2 separate regions of the Mus musculus genome follow, and region 1 is linked to region 2. A link is a loop called in an ENCODE intact Hi-C map of the cell type or tissue named here. Cell type or tissue: heart. All regions are shown on one strand. Each heading gives the region's core, and the rest is flanking DNA. Links, peaks and the distances in the headings are about the cores only. Region 1 overlaps Tmem131l (transmembrane 131 like). Region 2 holds the start of Tlr2 (toll-like receptor 2).

Evidence for each region. Peaks named below come from ENCODE experiments on the same cell type or tissue, not always from the same donor. Only the 100,000 strongest peaks of a DNase experiment are listed, where the experiment ranks them.
Region 1: it touches region 2 in a loop (6-fold over the local background); 16 of 42 quality-filtered maps call a loop at or near these places.

Annotation. Positions count from the first base shown.
Region 1 is chr3:83,898,218-83,901,129 of GRCm38, reverse strand. Tmem131l (transmembrane 131 like) reads left to right here. Exons shown (of 35, transcript NM_172681.4): 33 at 712-803; 34 at 1,814-1,953; 35 at 2,517-2,843. The coding sequence ends at 2,789. Among named protein-coding and RNA genes, the nearest start is that of Tlr2, 58 kb to the right of the region's middle. In heart, for the core only: a CTCF peak has its summit at 1,392 (motif pointing right); a DNase peak (open chromatin) is centred at 1,369.
Region 2 is chr3:83,840,072-83,842,983 of GRCm38, reverse strand. It overlaps Tlr2 (toll-like receptor 2), which reads left to right and starts at 1,376. Exons shown (of 3, transcript NM_011905.3): 1 at 1,376-1,464; 2 at 1,848-2,095. In heart, for the core only: a CTCF peak has its summit at 1,585; a DNase peak (open chromatin) is centred at 1,463; H3K4me3 peaks cover 1,322 bases; H3K27ac peaks cover 888 bases.

The DNA.
Region 1 (2,912 bases), core at 246-2,745, 58 kb before region 2:
GATTTCATACGTGGAACAAATCTGAAGTGCTCCTATTACCTTCTCCCGGGCAGATCTTTATTTTCCTGTGGCTTATTCTTGAACACACTTACAAACTGAAACGGATCAGAAATCTGATATCAGCAAATTGTTACACAATAGCGGTTGCTTCAGTCTGCCATACTATTGTTACTCAGTGAGGGGACCTGGCAAATGTCAGTGTCTGATGTCACAGGACCCACTTGACGGCTCATTGTAACAGTATCCCCACCTTATTTATTCCTGTAATGCACCGCAGCCTGCAGTGACCGCAGTACCAGACAGGTTACAGTGCTGACCTTTCCAAGCTGGATGCTGCTTGTAATCTGGGGACAGCTGGACATTTGATTAGCAGGAGCAGCATGACAGAGCTCTTCAGGTGTATACTGGGGCACTGAGGGTCCCCTTGTCTTCCCATGGTGCTAATACAGCTGCGCCAGATTCCGTGTCTAGCTAACAGATGCGGTTTGGAAGGCAGCGTGCCCTTGACCCAGCCAACTGTCCTGCAGGTACAATGTCCTTGGCAAGAAGCTAAGCCTCTGGCTCTGACTTGACAGAACACACTGCTTATGTCCCTATCCTGGAGACTTGCAGATGAGGATGCAGGGCAGTAGAGCCATTCCTCTGTCTTTACTCCTTTCTTGGCGTGCTGTACTTGAAGCTAGTCCTTGATTTTTGTTTGTTTTTTTGTAGCAGTTTCATTGATTGGAGTGCATCCTGCGAAGGCCAATTTCCCAGTGTGTACTGCCCTCTGGAACTGAACGATTACAATGCCTTCCCAGAAGGTAAGGCACTCGGTCATTGCCAATGCACTCTTGCATTCTCAGAAGTCAAGCAAGGTGCCTGTGCACCTAACAGTGTGCAGCCTGGATGATCCTTGAGGGGGCTGCTACTTGGATCCACTTGTGCACATGGGAAGAGGCAATTTCAAATGGACCCTCCCGGCAGCCCTTGCTCTGGTGTCTGGGGTCTTCTGTGTGTAACCTCATCCCACTGCGTCCTGTAAATTAGGTTGAACTGAGTCACTTATGGCTCTATAGCCTGAACAGGGCAGCTGTTTTATTGGAGAACAGGGCCACAACTTCTCAGCAGGAGACTCTCCTATGGGATAGACTCATTCTTCAGCGCGTCCCGACTTTACCCCTGGGTCTGGGGAACCCTGAAGGAGGGAACCAAGCTTGGGGCAGGAATAGTGGGCACATACAGGTGCTCCATCAAAACACGTGTGTTACAATAAGTATTAAGAGCTGGGGAATTCCCCGAGTATCTGGAAACTGCAGGATACAGCTGGGCCAGCATTTCTCTTGGCTGGCACTGCCCTTCCCAGCCACGTGTCCGGTGTTGATTCTGACACTGCGTTATAGCCAGCTAACCACAAGAGGGAGCTACAGCAGCTGTCCCCCTAGGATTAAAGCTTTAGTACTTGTAAGTGCTTTATGGGGCCATGTGATCTATATGCAGGTTGATGAGGGTGAGGAGGGCTGGTAATTAACAAAATCGAGAGCACGTAGCTGGGAGGTGTATCCAAGAATGCCTGAGCCCCGAGGGTTCCATCCGCACCTGGCCCTGAATGTTGTTGGGTTTGAGGGGAGGGAAGAAGTTTGGCACTGTCCACTTCTTTAGAAATACTCTAACCTCTGTGTTAGAAGTATCCCCATGTAATGAGTGAGCACAGACATGCAGCCCTGCCGGGCGCTCTGTCTTAGCATGCAGATTGCACTCAGGGTTAGGGCCGCCTTTATCCTCCACTGAGAATTCAGCACCTCACCAACAGTTTTTCTCCCATCCCTCACAGAAAACATGAATTATACCAATGGCTTCCCCTGCTCCTCGAAAGTTCAGACGGACTTCATTGGCCACAGCACCCCCTCTACCTGGAACACTCCGGCCAGCATGCCCGCTGCCTGGGGCCATGCCAGTCTCGTCAACTCTCCAGTGAGTGTCGCCCTTCCTGTTCCCCTGCACTGCTCTCTCTTCCTGTGCTCTGCTCGCTTCAGCACAGAGTGCAGGTCAGGCAGACTGATGGGATTCATATACAAGAGTAGTGGCCGCCTTCTGAAGGCTGTAATGTGGAGACAGGCAGGAAGTCTGTGTCACGGCCTTCAGTGGCCTCCGCGGCCTTCAGTGGGGTTAGAGGTGAAAGAGGGGCTCTGCAGCTGTCTGTAGTGCCCACACTGTCTCTCCTCACACCCACACTACACAACATTGTCTCTCCTCAGACCCACACCACACAACACTGTCTCCCCTTGTGCCCACACCACACATTTCTTCACGGGAGACATTTGACTGAACCCTTTAGATTGCAAATAGACTTAACAGATCAGATGAAAATGTCATAGCAATGTTTGGGATGGTTTAACAGCTCTCAGGTAGGCAGGTAGACATGACATCATGGCTGTGTCCCCTAGGCTATCTCTTCAGTCTCAGTGTTTTGTCTGGAAAGCCCCTTCTTGGTTTCTAACCTTTGGTTCTCTTGTCCACCTTTGTTTCCGCTTCAGTCCTACCTCACGAGCACCCGAAGCTTGTCTCCCATGTCTGGACTCTTTGGTTCCATCTGGGCCCCACAAAGTGAAGTGTATGAAACCTGCTGCCCCATCAGCCCTGCCACAGAGCATGCAACCCACATGGAAAACCAGGTCATGTGCAAGGAGTACTACCTGGGCTTTAACCCGTTCCGTGCCTACATGAACCTGGACATATGGACTAGCACAGCAAATCGCAATGCAAACTTCCCCCTGTCCAGAGACTCCAGCTACTGTGGGAACATGTGAGGGACTGAGCTTTGAGCAATGTGAATAAAGGGCCTTGTGTTTTGATTCCTAGCGTAAACTGGTTGTCGCGATAGAGTACAACATTGGTGGATATTTTGGCACTTTTATATAAAAATAAATGTT
Region 2 (2,912 bases), core at 271-2,770:
TACTGAAGGGTTGCAGGGTTAGGAAGGTTGACAACCTATAAGGACAAGGGATGTGGAGCTGAGGGGAAGAGACCCCCTGGGTTTAAGGGAAAAATTCTGACTTCAAATCTCAGCTGCTATTTCTGATTCACAGGACATTTTCTTGTGAAAATGGGGGTAAGGTTGCTTGCTCTGCATCCAATCTCGCCTTGCCGAGGTCAAATGGGATCACAGGCACCCGAGGCAGGTGATTAACTTGTTTTAAAGTAGGGGGTTTCCCCTTACAACTGGAATATGGAGCCACATCTCCACCATGAAGCAAACCAATCTACGCTGTTTTCAGAATCACTCTGCGATGCAGCTATGGGATAGAGAAAGGGAAGTACTTAGCTTCAAAGCCATAGATAGAAGTGGGGGCCCCGAATCTTCCCCATGCTTAGAAGGGGGGCTGTTCTGGGGGCCAAGGAAAGAGAAACATATCTGTGCCATCCTTATCCATTCATATCCCAAGCACAATGCTGCCATTCAGGTCTGCATGGAGGCTGGTAGACTCTGTTATCAGATGCTGAGCAGAAATGGATCCCAGAGACATAAGGGCAGGGGGACAAAGTGTTGAAAAGGAGGAGAAAGAGAAAATATTCCTGAGCCCAAGTTGCAACCTCTGAGGATGGAGAGATAGCAAAAGAGTTCAAAAGATGTGTTTGAGGGAGAAGTGAGATTCTGAGATTAGAGTAGTTAGAGTTAGGACCTGGGTCTTGGCAGCCCTGGCTGTCTAGCCTATCCTTTTGGGCCTCGATAGGGTATTTAAATGATTATCAGTAGACAGCAGAAAAGTAGCTATTCAGTGTAGCCACATCAGGAAGACAACTAAATAATGAGGGTGTACGACGCCCCCATCCTAAGTTCAGCATCCTGTCACCACAGGTTTAGATTTAGATAATACAGAAAGAATCCATAAGTAGGCAGTTTTGGTCAAGGTGTGCTATCCCCCCGAGTCATTCAGCCATCATTGTCCAGGCCTCCAGTGTTTTCCTCATGGTGAACTGATAAAAACTCCCTGTGACTGGCACAGGGCTGTAATTTTTTAACGTTTCCTAGCTGGAGCATTCCAATAACCAAAGAGAGTGCGTCTCTTCAGAATATCCTCTTCCTTCCAGAATCCTTGCAGCAGCTCAACTCAGCCAAAAGGCGAGCTGGGAGGCAGCTTTCTCTTTAGGACACCTGGGGAATTCCCACACGGAGCCTCTGGACTTTCAGTTCTGTTTTGCCTGCCCTGTGGCTCCTGCCAGCTCTGATGCCAGGCTCCGTTCCCCTTGCAGACCCCTGTGGGCGGCGCTTGCCGCACCGGGGGCGGTGCTGGCGACCGGGAAGTTCGGGGCCCTGACCTGGGGACATCCCCTTCCCTCACTTCCAGGTCTTCAGTCTTCCTAGGCTGGTGCCCAGATGGCTAGTGGGCACGGGGAGCGGCGGCTGGAGGACTCCTAGGTAGGTGGATCGGTCCTGCTGCCGGGTTGCTGCACCCCTCCCCGGACAGGGTCGAATCGACCGGGGCGGCCGCTGTGCTGTGCGGGGACCTGGTTTCCAAAGTGAAGCACCTGCGCCCCCAGCCGGGCGGATCAGCTTTGGGGCCAGATGTTTGTTTCCTGCTGTGATCCCTGCAGGAAGAGGGACACCCAGGGAAGAGGGGGCCACCGGAGAGCTGCAGCCACTGTCCCAGAGCCCGCGGCTGTGTGATCTGCGTCTTTACAGCCTTTCTGGCCCTGGGGTCACAGAAGGGAGTGTCTGTAGTGTCTCTGAACCCTGGGAAGCTAGGGTGAACGGTGACGCTGTCCCAACTTACATCCAGTCCACCCCTCTCTTGTCCCCAGGCTCCGGGCAGGCGGTCACTGGCAGGAGATGTGTCCGCAATCATAGTTTCTGATGGTGAAGGTTGGACGGCAGTCTCTGCGACCTAGAAGTGGAAAAGATGTCGTTCAAGGAGGTGCGGACTGTTTCCTTCTGACCAGGATCTTGTTTCTGAGTGTAGGGGCTTCACTTCTCTGCTTTTCGTTCATCTCTGGAGCATCCGAATTGCATCACCGGTCAGAAAACAACTTACCGAAACCTCAGACAAAGCGTGAGTGGAGTCTTTTAATAAGTATCTTATGACTTCTTCAGTCCTATAAACGAGAACCTTGTGTTTACATCTTAGATGTCAGGAAAAGGCTTTTCTAGTTTCAAAAAGGAGAAATATTATTTCGGGTGTAAAACGCTCAGATTGCCTGGAGGCTTTTGATCTGACAGAAAGTTCTTCAGCAAAGAGCAAATGGTAGGTAAGGTGGCTGGACTCAGACGGAGAGACCCTTTTCCTCCCCAAAAGGGAAATATTATGAGTACTGGAAAATATCTTATTTCACTACACTCGAAGTTTTTTGTTGTTTTTTTGTTTTTTTGTTTGTTTTGTTTTTGTTTTGTTTTGTTTTGTTTTTCTGTTCTAAGCAAAGAACACTTGCACCTTAAACCTTTAATTAGTGAATACAAAAACTGCCAGGCATTGACAGTATGTTTTGGAAGTTTCTAAGCTACCAAGTTTTTGTTTGTTTGTTTGTTCTAAATTTATAAGTTAACATTTAACGGGATAAGTGCCCAATGAAAAATCACCCTCCCATTTAAAGAAGTGAAGCTTAAGGGAGAACACTTAACATAGGGAAACAATTCAGAACGTTCATAATGCAACGATTGGAAGCCTCCACATATTAATTATATTGAATAGAAGGTACTTCACTTAAATGATCAAGTTAGTAGCGTCAGGAAAGAATTAACATCTACAACCTACAATCATAGGCTGGCTTAGCTTTTTTGAGATGGTCTCAGGCCTTATGCTGAGACCGCAACTCATCGTGTGATTGTGGATGTCTTTGAACTACTGACTTCCTGCCTCCGCCTGCCTGAGT